2 separate regions of the Homo sapiens genome follow, and region 2 is linked to region 1. The links are chromatin contacts, found by Hi-C or POLR2A ChIA-PET in ENCODE. All regions are on one chromosome and are shown on one strand. Each heading gives the region's core, a stretch centred on a gene start or an enhancer-like site at or near the end of the contact. The rest is flanking DNA. Distances are from core to core; before and after follow the strand shown.

Region 1 (6,372 bases), core at 1,683-4,182:
TAAGAGGTGATGGGGCTCAGACCACAGAGGGAGTAGTGGAGACAGAACGCAGTGGATGAATTGGGGCGATATAATATTTCAGAGTGAATAGGCCTCAGTGATGGTTTGGATACGGGGTTAAGGGAGATGGGGTGTCAAGAATGATTTGTTAGATAAGGCTGTGTCACAAGCACAGACTTAGACCCTGAGTACTAAACAGGGAACCAGGCAAACAAAGACCCTGAATACTAAACAGGGAACCAGGCAAACAAATGCCTGCCTTCATGAAGTTCCAGGAGAGGAAAGGGATGGACAAGGACATGGGCAGTGATAATACGGTGTGATCAGGGTTGTCTGAGCTGGGTACATAGGAAGGGCACCCAGCCCAACATGAGGACCTGGAGTCACAGGGTCAGGAAGGGCTTCCAAGGGGAAGGGACAACCAAGCTAAGACTTAAAAGACATGAAGCCAGACAGGTAAAGAGGAAGGAGCATGCGCTAGGTAAAGGGATCAGCAGAGCTCAATAGTCCTCAATGGCGGGTGATTGTGCCAAACTTCCTGGGGATACTTGGCAATGTCTGGAGACAGTTTTGGTTGTCATGACTGGGGAACTGCTACCAGCATCTAGTGGGTAGAGGCAGGGATACTGCCAAACATCTTACAATGAATAGCACAGCCCCCAACACAAAGCATATTCAGCCCACAACATCCACAGTGCCACACTTGAAAACCCTGGCATAAAGGCCTCGCAGCACAAGGCCTGAGGCTCAGTCGCAGAACAGAGTGGCTTTGCAGCTGGCTGCAGTGTGGAGTCATGAGGTGGGAGGGGTGACTAACGATACAACTAGAGAGTTTAGCAGACACCAGGCCCTAGGGGCTGGAGGAGTTGCACAAGGGGAGTTTGAACCTATTGGCAAGGGTGCTGGGGAACCGATGAAAGGTTTTTAGCAGGGAAGTGACAAAATCAATCTTGGGGCCAGGTGTGGTGGCTAATGCCTGTAATCTCAGCATTTTGGGAGGCCAAGGCACAAGGATTACTTGAGCCTAGCAGATGGAGACCAGCCTGGGCAACAAAGCGAGACTCTGCTCTATGTTAAAAAAAAAAAATAGCCTTGGAATTACATCAAAGAGAAGGAGTTAGAATGAGCACAGAAAGGCTGGGAGGGAAGCAGAGGACTCAGGGAACTGTGGGCTTGCACATTGTCTAATGGAGTCACGGGAATAAGGAGAGGCTGGGCCAGGGGGTCTGCAGGATGCGGCAGGAGGGGGCTGTCATGTGACATGATACAGTTCAGGGACCTAATGGTTGCCGTGTCATCTAATCTAATATAGACACATGTTAGAAGCTCAGAGCATTCATTTAGATCATGCGCAGCTGATGAAATATAGTCCTGCAGGTCAAGGAGAAAGGAGCTTGAGCATTTGAATCCTGGTTCTGCCACTTACTCTGGCTGCTGTGTACAGATGTGCAGGCTGACTCCCTGCATGGGAGAGTGGGGGCTGACGTCACATGGGAGGCTGGTTTGCTCCACGCACCAAGACATTTGGAGTGCCTTCTAATTGGCACAAATGTACTCATGGGTTGGCCACAGCCCTGCACATGATCTTACACAAGTCAGACTGCTTCTCTGAGCCTGCTTAATACTGCCTGCCTTTAGCGTTGATGAGAAGATTAAGAAACAAAGTAGATAAATGCCTAGCCGAGGGTCAGCCACTTGGTAGGCACTCAAGAAATGATTGTACAAGAAGCTCCAGACCTTCAGTCACAATCCCCGCTGTTGCAATTGTTTCTGCCTCACCTGACAGGCACTGTAGTTGCTCAGGTGACCTCTGCAGCTGTGCTTTGTTCTCTGCGAGGCACAGGGAGCCAGCGGGACCCCAAGGCTGCAGCAGTGGGCAGTGGGTGAGCAGCTTGCATCTGGGTTGAGCCAAGCAGACACTCACAGTTGTCTTGCTTCCTCACAGCTGTGTGGGGTTTCATTTGTGGTTTTCTTCTGAGCATCTTAGAGGCACCGTGGAAAGTATGCCTCAGCCTGCTGCCAGAGAGATTCATAGCACATGAAACCACTGAAGAACACGCTCAAGTGAAAGAACGGGAACTATTGATCTCTGACCATGTGCCAGGCCCTGCCTTTCAGTCTGATGGAGTCTTGTGTAGCTGTCCTGCCTGAGACAACCAGAACCCAGGCATGGTAACAACAGCCGCTAATACATACTGTGGTAGCAGGCCTGCTGTGCGCCAGGTTTTGGGTCGACACCCAATCTGTTTTATCGTTTTAATCTTCGTCACAGTCCCATAAGGCAAGAACTGTTGAGGCTCAGAGGGGTTGAGTAAGCGGCTGTGGGTGACCGGCTTATAACTGGTAGAGCTGGGATCTGAACTACAGCAAACCAACGCCAGTGTGGGAGCCATTTCACCCCAGACTCTATGCCTGCAAAAAGTGTTATTGTGACGACCCCTCTTTTGGGCTCCCTGTGTGGGCTCTGTGAAATGGGTGTCCTTCCAGGGGTGTCAGGGAGAGCAGGAAGCCGCCTCTGATGGGATGCGCCCTCCCCGCCCAGGAAGTGGCGGCAGAAAGCGAGCCCTGAGAAGCCAGGGGCAGGAGCGGCCTCCGCGCGACACTGCGGCGCTCCTGATTCTGCGGCCTGGGGCCGAGCATGCGGGGCGGGCGGAGCCTCGAGCTAAGTCCCCTGGGGTCCCAGGGCCGCATTCCTCCGAGGTCTGCAAAGGCCACTGCTTAAAGGCGCAGAGGAGCAGCTGGGAACGAGAACAAAGCGGCCAGGCCCCCCTCGGAGGAAGGAAGGAGAGAGCCCCAGGAAACAGCTGATAGCGCTAAGCTCAGCTTGTTTTTTTCCTCTGCTCAACAGTTCTCCTGCCACGGCAAACAAAACATGTACATTCTGATTCCCTCTTCTGTTTGGATTGTGCTGTCGACTGGATCTGGTTTGTGATGAGCTGGGGGAAGAGGCATCCGCGGGCGATTTCTGGCTCGGCGTGCCAGTGTGCTTTTGCTGGGCCGCGCCGGGATCGCGGAGCTTCCTCTCCGGCTCCTTTCTCCCCGTCTGCGTCGCTAATCCAGCCTGGCCCGGCCACCCCAAGGGAAGACACGGCCGTTTCTTTTGATAGTGGAATTGGAGGTTGCCAAGTTTTCAGATTTAATGGGAGGTGGAGGGTTGCTCGTGTCCTTGACCTTGAAGGACCTGCGCACACTCATACTTTTTCATGGACTTGTAAAACTGTTAAGAGGTGAACTGTGCCCTCTCAGCTCCACCAGAAGCCCCTCCATGTTCTCTGCACTGCGAAGGTCACAGTCTGGTTCCTGGTTGTCCAGAGCCACACTGGGACTCTGTCCAGGGCCAGCCTGGGCCCTGCCAGTTCGGTTCAGAGTGACAGCTACAGGGTCAATGGAAGAGGCCAGCACCCAACAGCAAGAACAATGTAGGGGGTATCTGGACGGGCTTGGGATCTTAATCACACCTTAAGGTGTCTACCTTCCCCAATGTCTGGACACCTGTTGGTGACAGGTGGCCCTGATGGGACTAAGCTTGAGATTACTGTACTAGAAGGACTTCCCGCTGCCCCTGAGGGGATGGGGGAGGGGCACTGGCACTGCCAGGCGTGCTAAACCCCGTGAGGTCTGTTGTTCGATGTCGCCCAATGCTGGGTATACTTGGTTTTTGCCTGACCAGGTGTTGACTGTGTGGGTCTGGAAAGGGCACCATAAAACCCAAAGTAAAATAAGGTAAAACCCAGAAAAGGATAAAACACATACACACACACACACCCACACACCCCTCCACTAAGAGGTGCTGATACTCGGGCAATCCCTACAGCCCTGGGCATGGCGGTTCTGGTCACATGCACTGAAGGAGACGGTTCTGATGCTGCTGAGACAGAGGCGCAGGGCCCTGTGTAACTGCAGGAGTTAAACCCAGCTGTAAGAGGTCAGCGTGGTTGGACCTGCTCCACGCTGCTTGGCGCGTTCTCTCCTCCCACCCTACTCTGAGGAGGCAGTTCACATGCAGAAGACAAATGGCATAAAGGGCAGGCAATTAATTTTTTCAGCTGGAGGCTGCAATGGAATGTGGGTGCTTAAAGTCTGGCGTGCGCCTCTAATTCCATTCTCCTCAGTGAAATACCTCCGCTCTTCAAGGAGGTGGTGCCCTTCAAAGCTCCATGGCTGACATTTTCTGTCTTTAGGACCAAGAGGTGAATTTAGTCCTGAAAATTATTTGGAATGAATCTAAGGCCTTCCTGCACGCTGTCTCATGCTCTTTCCACTACACCAGGGGGTCTACAGTGCTGTAAAGATGGCAGGCCAATTCTTTACTTATTTCCTTGGGGAGGTGGTTGCAGAGCATGGCCCAGGGTCTGGTCCCATCTCCCAGAACCCTCTGCTGTGTGGAGCAGCCGAGCCAGCCTGAAACAGGCAAAAAATGGAGAATTCACTGGGATAAGGGGAAGGGAAACATCTTTAGCAAGAATGCTAAAGATCAAGGACTTAGTACTGGGCAAATGGGGAGAGGGAAGAAGGGGACTCTACAAGGGAGAAAAGAAATCCTGAAGGGAACTTGGAGGGGTAAGAAAAAGTCACTTCACCTACTTCTATAGAGGCGGAATAATGTAGTAGTGAAAAGCGCAGGCCAGGGCAGGCATGGTGGGTCACGCCTGTAATCCCAGCCCTTTGGGAGGCTGTGGCGGATGGATCACAGGAGGTCGGGAGTTCGAGACCAGCCTAGCTAACATGGTGAAACCCTGTCTCTACTAAAAATACAAAATTAGCCGGGCGTGGTGGTGAGCGCCTGTAATCCCAGCTACTCAGGAGGCTGAGGCAGGAGAATCACTTGAACCTGGGAGGTGGAGGTTGCAGTGAGCCAAGATCATGCCACTGCACTCCAGTCTGGGTGATAGAGTGAGGCTCGGTCTAAAAAAAAAAAACAAGGTGCAGCCTGTGTGTGATTCTTAGGTTGGTGATCTTAGGCAAGATTTAACCTCTCTATGGTTCAGTTTCCTAATCTGCAAAATGGACGCTATCTCATAGGGTTACTATGGAGATCAAATGAGGAATTCACATAAAGCACTACAGAAAATATTTAGCATGGAATAAGCACTCAATAATGTTTTCCATTATTATTTCCAATTTTTCTCTCAGCATGTGTTTCACAATCCTTTGTTCATGGCAAGGTATGTTGTCCACTTTCACCCTACACCTTCTACCGAGCAACTTAGGTTTATCCAGTATCCTCATTAGTAACTTTAATCCTTAATGTCACTCACCTTTGAAATGTGCTCATTGGACGGGTGCCACACAGAGCAAGCTCGCAATAAATGTTGCTGAATAGAACTTACTGACTGCCACTGACTTAACTTCGTTTGGATGTTGTTTATAGTCTCTTTATGCCTCTGCCACCCCAGCAGAGTCATAAAGAACCAGACAGAAGCAGGACCCAAGAACATGAGGCCCAAAGGAGAGCTGTGGGAAGTGAAATACTATATTCAGGGAGACCCTCAGCTCCTTCCCATCTCAGTTCCCCAAATGAGAGCAAGCAGGCTGATACTTCTCAGGTGGGGTATGGAGATATCCCACCTGATCCCTCTTGTCAGTTGATAAGCTGGACTCCACATAGCTTATAGTCAGCTTTTTGGTGCTTCACTCTTAAATATGAATGACTAGACAAAGATCAATTGTCATTTGTAAAAAAAAAAAAAAAAAAAAAAAAACTCTTCAAAATGAAAGACAGAACCAAAACAATCAGAGGAAAAGAACTTGTAGAAAACAAGAACGATGCAGGGAATAGAAGAGACTATTTTTTAAAACTTGTAATTATTATCTTTTGAGATTAAAGAGAAGATAAGGCCTCCATGAAACAAGAACAAATGCTGTAAATCAAGGAACATTCAGAGAACAACAAGGACATTTGGAAATAAAAAATATGTAAATACATTTGCAGAAAAACATGGACAAATCTTAAAGATATGTTAAATACAATAAGTCAGACATGAAAGAATACATACTATACTGTACCATTTATACAACATTCAAGGACAGACAAAACTAATCTATAGTAACAGAAATCAAAAAGTGTTTGCCTGAGAAGTGGCGAGGACTGACTGGCAAGGGGCACAAGGGAACTTTCTGGACAGACAGAAATGTTTTATATCTTGTTTGGGTGGTATTTATGAGGGCGTATTTAATTATTAAAATTCATTGAGCTGAATGTCTAAGAACTGTACACGTTATTGTATATTAATTATGTATCAATAAAATCATATTGGCAAAACTGAAAAGTTAAGTAGAAGAATTAAGCCTCTATGTCTAGCCATCAGTTTACAAGAAATGCATGGGCCGGGTGCAGTGGCTCACACCTGTAATCCCAGCACTTTGGGAGGC
Region 2 (6,293 bases), core at 2,679-5,178, 220 kb after region 1:
GAGTGCAGTGGTGCGATCTCAGCTCACTGCAACCTCCACCTCCTGGGTTCAAGCAATTCTCCTGCCTCAGCCTCCCGAGTAGCTGGGACTACAGGTGCCCACCAGCACACCTGGCTAATTTTTTTGTATTTTTAGTAGAGATGGGGTTTTGCCATGTTGGCCAGGCTGGTCTTGAACTCCTGACCTCAAGCGATCCATGTGCCTTGGCATCCCTAAGTGCTGGGATTACAGGCATGAGCCACCACACCTGGCCAGATGGTAAGTTTTAGTAAATGTTTGTATAATGTTTTAATAAATGTTTGGGTTCAATAAAATCCATCATTAAAATAAATTTCACCTGTCCCTTCATAGTATTAAAATATTGCTACTAGAAAATTTGCAATTACATAAGTGGATTACATTATACTAGGAAACCCAACTGATTTATCCTCCACACAGCAGTCAGAGTGATCCCACTACATGGAGGAGTCCTCTTCAAAACTCTCCAACTGGCATCACATCTCAGTTAGCTTGAGTCCTTAATGAGGGTTTACAAAGCCCTATATCATCTGCAGTCCTCTTTCTGACCTTGTCACCTGTCAATCTCTCCCTACTTCATTCCTCTGCATTCACACTGACCTCTTTGCTGTTCTTCAACCCATGCCAACCAAATTTCTACTTCATGGCCTTTGTCCTTCAAGTCTCCTCTGCCTGTAATCCTCCCCCAGATATCCTACGTCTTATTCCCGTTTCCTTCAAGTCTGCTAAGTTGACACGGCAGCAGAGATATCTACCACCCTATATCAGCACTTCCTAATTTACTATACTTTATTTTTCCACCATAGTACTTATCTCTATATGACACATTACATATTTATATTTACTTATATAATTACTATCTGTCTTGTCACTCTCAGAATGTTAAGTTCTACAACAATAGGGGCTTTGTCATCTCATTCATTGCTCCAGCTAGGTGTCTCCAACACTAGCATACAGCAGAGCTTAATATTTGTTGGATGAATAAATTGGTAAGTACATGAATGTCTACATGGAAGTATATATACAAATTCATAAAACTAGAGTGTACAGTGAAAACTGAGTCTCCTGCCATCCCGAATCACCACCAAAATATTCCCTTCCTTAGTGACAGCTGTGGTGCCAGTTTGTAGATAAGCTTCCAAAAATATCCTCAGCATATGCAAACACATATGCAAAAATATTCTTTTTTTTTTTTTTTTTTTTTTGAGATGGAGTCTCGCTCTGTCGCCTAGGCTGGAGTGCAGTGGCATGATCTTGGCTCACTGCAACCTGTGCCTGCCGGGTTCATGCGATTCTCCTGTCTCAGCCTCCTGAGTAGCTTGGATTACAGGCACATGCCACCATGCCTGGCTAATTTTTGTATTTGTAGTAGAGACGGGGTTTCACCATGTTGGTCAGGCTGGTTTCGAACGCCTGACCTCGTGATCCACCCGCCTCAGCCTCCCAAAGTGCTGGGATTACAGGCGTGAGCCACCGCGCCCAGCCAAAGATATCCTTCTATCAGTCTGAGCGTTGCTTTTATATCCATCTCAGATGCCTTTCCATATCTGTAGATGTAGTGTTGCCTCAATATTTTATTTATTTATTTATTTATGAGATGGAGTCCTGCTCTTGTCGTCCAGGCTGGAGTGCAGTGGCACGATCTTGGTTTACTGCAACCTCCGCCTCCTGGGTTCAGGCGATTCTCCTGCCTCAGCCTCCTGAAGAGCTGGGATTACAGGCACCCATCACCACGCTTGGCTAATTTTTATACTTTCAGTAGAGACAGGGGTCTCGTCATGCTGGCCAGGCTGGTCTCAAACTCCTGACCTCAGGTGATCTGCCCACCTTGGCCTCCCAAAGTGCTAGGATTACAGGCGTCAGCCACCGTACCAGGCCTCAATGTTTATTTTATTAGCTACATAGTATTCCCTTTTATGGCTCCAGCAGTCTATTTATTGAGCTCCTGAGTAATGGAAAAGTTTTAGTATTACATATACTACTGCAATGACTATACATATTTCTTTACCCACATTACTTGTATCAACTGTGTATTTCTCCCTTTAGAAATGCATGAAAGTCTCCATTTACATATATCCTCATTAATCTACTGTTTTTTATTTTTTTATTTTTTTAGAGACGGGGTTTCCTTCTGTCACCCAGGCTGGACTGCAGTGGAACAATCACAGCTTACTGCAGCCTCAAACTCCAGGGTTCAAGTCATCCTTCCCACTCAGCCTCCTCAGTACGCCACCACATCCAGCTAATTTTTAAATTTTTTGTAGAGACAGGGTCTCACCATGTTGCCCAGGCTATTCTTGAACTCCTGGGCTCAAGCAATCCTCCCACCTCGGCCTCCCAAAGTGGGACTATAGGTGTGAGCCACTGCACCCAGGCAATGTGTTTTTAAATTTTATTTTCTTTGACAACTTTTACATTTAAAATTAAGTATAGTAACTCATTTTGGTCTTATTTTGGTTTTAATATATTGTTATGAGTATGGCTGAACACTGAGCATCTTTTGTTTAAAAGTTATGTAAATGTTCCTTCCTGAAAATTATGTCCACCTATTGGTTTTTGGTGAGTTTTTTTTTTTTTTTTTGGTAGAACGTCTTTAAATATTGAAGAAATACGTTTATTCTATTATACTTGCTGCAAATATTTCCCCCAATTGAACAGTGTTTGCTTTTATATATTATTCTTCGCACATTTTTTTTTTTTTTTTTTTTGTTTTGGTGAGACGGAGATTTACTCTTGTTGCCCAGGCTGGACTGCAATGGCACGATCTCGGCTCACCGCATCCTCCGCCTCCCAGGTTCAATGGATTCTCCTGCCTCAGCCTCCTGAGTAGCTGGGATTACAGGCATGTGTCACCATGCCCAACTAATTTTGTATTTTTAGTAGAGACGGGGTTTCACCGTGTTGCCCAGGCTGATCTTGAACTCCTGACCTCAGGTAACCCGCCCGCCTCAGCCTCCCAAAGTGCTGGGATTACAGGCGTGAGCCACTGCGCCCGGCCTATTTGCACATTTTTAAGAATGTAGTCAATTTTGTAACTTTTTAATGACTTTTGTGTCAAACTTAAAAAGGCCTGTGTGTGTTTAAATATAAAAATGAAGGAAGTGAGACTAATTGCCAGGGTTTTCCTAAATTTACCTTTGCTCCCTGGAAGTGTACTTTATACATGCACTTTAAACATGCTGCATTTTACTTATCGTATAGGTTTTATATTTCCAGTTGGATATGCTGTTCTTATAAATTAATTATCAGCAGTTAGAATGTATACTAAGATTATATTAAACACCCCCCCCAACATCTTCTTATACAATTTTAAAGCCTTCATTTTAAATTATAAATCCTTGACCCACCTGGAAGTTATCTGATATAAGAAGTGACAGATCCAAGGTTTTCCCCCTGAGTTAGCCACTTTTAATGAATAATCCACTCCATGCTGATATGAAATGCAACCTTGAGTTTACTTATTTGGGTCAATTTATTGATTTTCTATTCTGCTCCACTGATCTGCCTCTTCATATGTCAGTTCCCCATGGTTTTGTTTCATTCATGATTAACAGTTCCACAAAAGAATAAGCTGAGTCAGAAAAAGAAAGTAGTGTCAGAGCATTTCCTTCCTTCCTGTACTACCTTTTAACTATCTGTTAATAACTACTGTAAAAGACTATCAATTAGCTTCAAATACAGTACTGAAGAGGTCAAGTCACAGGTCAATTCTAGAAGGGGCAATTTGTTTTGCAAAGAGAAATGATTTCACAACCTTAAGACTGTATTTCTAATTTTAGCCAGCCATCTAGAAAGCAATATATGCCACTGAAAACAAAGTAGACTAGGGAGAAAGGATATGGATGACTCAGGGGATATCTATCACCTGTATTTCAAAAATAACTCTTGGGCCAGGGACGGTGGCTCACGTCTGTAATCCCAGCACTTTGGGAGGCCAAGGTGGGTGGATAAGGAGGTCAGGAGTTCAAGACTAGCCTGACCAACATGGTGAAACCCTGCCTCTACTAAAAATATAAAAAATTAGCCAGGAGTGGTGGTGTGTGCCTATAATCCCAGCTGCTTGGGTGGCTGAGGCAGGAGAATTGCTTGCACTCGGGAAGTGGAGGTTGCGGTGAGCCGAGATGGTGCCATTGCACTCCAGCCTGGGCAACAGAGCAAGACTCCGTCTCGGGGGGGAAAAGAAAGAAAGAAGAAAGTAACTCAGGCTCTGTAGGTCAACAGCATCACCTATGTAAATGAAATAAAAACAAACTTTGCAGTTACTCTGACTTCCTTCATTTTTATGTTTAAATATACTCATATACCTTTTTCTTTAAAAAAAAAAAAAAAGTTTTCAGGCTAGGTGTGATGACTCATGCCTACAGTTCCAGCACTTTGGGAGGCTGAGGCAGGAGGATTGCTTGAGTCCAGGAATTCAAGACCAGCCTGGGCAACATAGTAAGGCCTCATCTCTACAAAAAAATAATAAAATTACCCAGGTGTAGTGACACACACTTATGGTCCCAGCTATATGGGAGGCTGAGGCAAGAGGATCTCCTGAACCCAGGAAGTCGAAGCTGCAGTGAGCTGTGTTCATGCCACTGCACTCCCATCTGGGTGACAAAGCAACACCCTGTCTCAAAAAAAAAAAAATAGTTTTCACTTTATTTACTAACTAGTATTACCTACCTGCACATGCACATTACACCACTGTTATGTTTTATTTTGATGCATTTGTACTGAACCATGTTCGCCAAAAGTCACTAAGATTAAATACAAAGTTAATCACTATTACAAAACTTTTTAACTGAATGACCTCAACATCACTATAATTGGGATGGGTGACAAAGAGAAGATAAAAAAGTTCATAATATCTCCAAAGTATAATGGTTAAAGTGACCTCTGGAACCTTCCTCTTTCTATTTGGTTCTAAATGGAGATCAGGCATCCCATTGTGCAAAGATAAGGACAGAAAATCTGACACGCACATTCCTACATATCACATACACGGAAGGAAAAGCCTGAATGTTTCTGCAGCTGCCAGAACATAGAGAACTTTCAGGATTCACCCAAATGGATCACCTAACCAGAATCTTTCCAAAGGATCCTTGAAATGACCATAATATTAAGTGTATTTATAGCTCTATGGTCATATTTCTAAATGAATAAATCTTATATGTCAGTCTTTCCTACATACTTTCCCTAGAAGATCAAACCTGTTCTCTTGGCTTTGTTGAACATTTTCACTTAGGGGACACTTTCTAAAAACGATTAGCTAGCTCCCTCCTTTTCTTGTATCTAGAACCATGAATGCCCTAAATTCTTAAATTTGAAAGGAGAAAAACATTTTTTCTTCTCCATCTTACCACATTGCAAGATTTAAACAGTATCTCCTCATTGCTTAAGCAAACTCCTCAATTCAAGCTCTGGTATCTGGAATATTATAATTGGTTTCATTTAGTTCATCAAACCTAAAAGATCTTAGAAATCACTAAGGTCACTTGCAGGGCCCTTCTCCTTCAATAATTTTTTAAGTGTTCACCCAAAAACATTTGTCTCATCTGTAGGTTTGATACTGCTGGTTTTTCATTGGCTTCTTTATCTTTAGTTAAAATATGTCCTTTTGAAATCTTTTTTCTGTTAGCATATTCAGTCAAGGAAACTTTTTAATTGTTCAATTTCTCATTTTTCTTCCACCTGCTCAACTAAAATTTCCTAGTTTTGAAATGTATCTTCTGATTAATAATTGAGGAAGTTTACTGTATGTCCTCAAACAACTTGATCCTCCCAATCCTTCCCGGCAGTTCTTCCCAAATATGAGTGATCACAAGATTCACTACAAAGGGAAGAGAGGTGTCTCTTATTCAAAACACACACTCCTGAGCTCCACTGGACACCTAAAGATTCAAAAATTAGGTGGAGAATTTGTATTTTTAAGTGCCTCAGATGATTCTTATGGTCTGGTAAGACTCTTTGTTCAAATTAAGGAAATAACGAAATGCAAGTGGACTCTAGTACACTGAACTTATTTCTATTCTCATTTTAAAAGAGTCTGAGTGACCCTTATTTCTTCTGTTTCTTGTTCTTAAGTGTTATATTTTTTCACTGTTTAGCCCATTTTCAATCACCACTGTTAGCACCATCACAACAGTCAATACACCCACCAGATGGCACACAGACACTGTTTACAGGCCTAGTAAAAGAGAAAGCACAGAAAGCAGCACATTTTATCTCATACCAACAGCCACTGAATGGCTAGAGTTGATCAAGACAGCTGAGTGCAACCACAAGGATCA

The links. A loop is a pair of places that touch in the nucleus more often than their neighbours do. ChIA-PET counts read pairs that join two places held with the same protein, here RNA polymerase II (POLR2A). Pooled maps may share reads with other maps.
Region 2: a loop to region 1 is called in a pooled map, with 8 times the contacts of the local background. The contact joins two enhancer-like sites. A Hi-C loop is called at or near these places in 1 of 168 maps with a recorded cell type or tissue (naive thymus-derived CD4-positive, alpha-beta T cell), 6 of 37 single-sample maps with no recorded cell type and 10 of 50 pooled maps. POLR2A ChIA-PET finds 5 or more read pairs at or near these places in 2 of 52 experiments (WTC11 and endothelial cell of umbilical vein).

The regions. Positions count from the first base shown.
Region 1 is chr3:141,794,704-141,801,075 of GRCh38, forward strand. All of the region lies in intron 4 of GRK7 (G protein-coupled receptor kinase 7), which reads left to right. Among named protein-coding and RNA genes, the nearest start is that of GRK7, 34 kb to the left of the region's middle. RefSeq lists enhancers at 2,127-2,186, 2,857-2,976. Within about 2 kb of position 2,933, at least 32 of the 41 ENCODE cell types and tissues checked have a DNase peak (open chromatin) inside an H3K27ac peak, as active enhancers do.
Region 2 is chr3:142,016,348-142,022,640 of GRCh38, forward strand. All of the region lies in intron 3 of TFDP2 (transcription factor Dp-2), which reads right to left. Among named protein-coding and RNA genes, the nearest start is that of TFDP2, 130 kb to the right of the region's middle. RefSeq lists an enhancer at 6,065-6,124 and a silencer at 6,080-6,293. Within about 2 kb of position 3,929, at least 3 of the 41 ENCODE cell types and tissues checked have a DNase peak (open chromatin) inside an H3K27ac peak, as active enhancers do.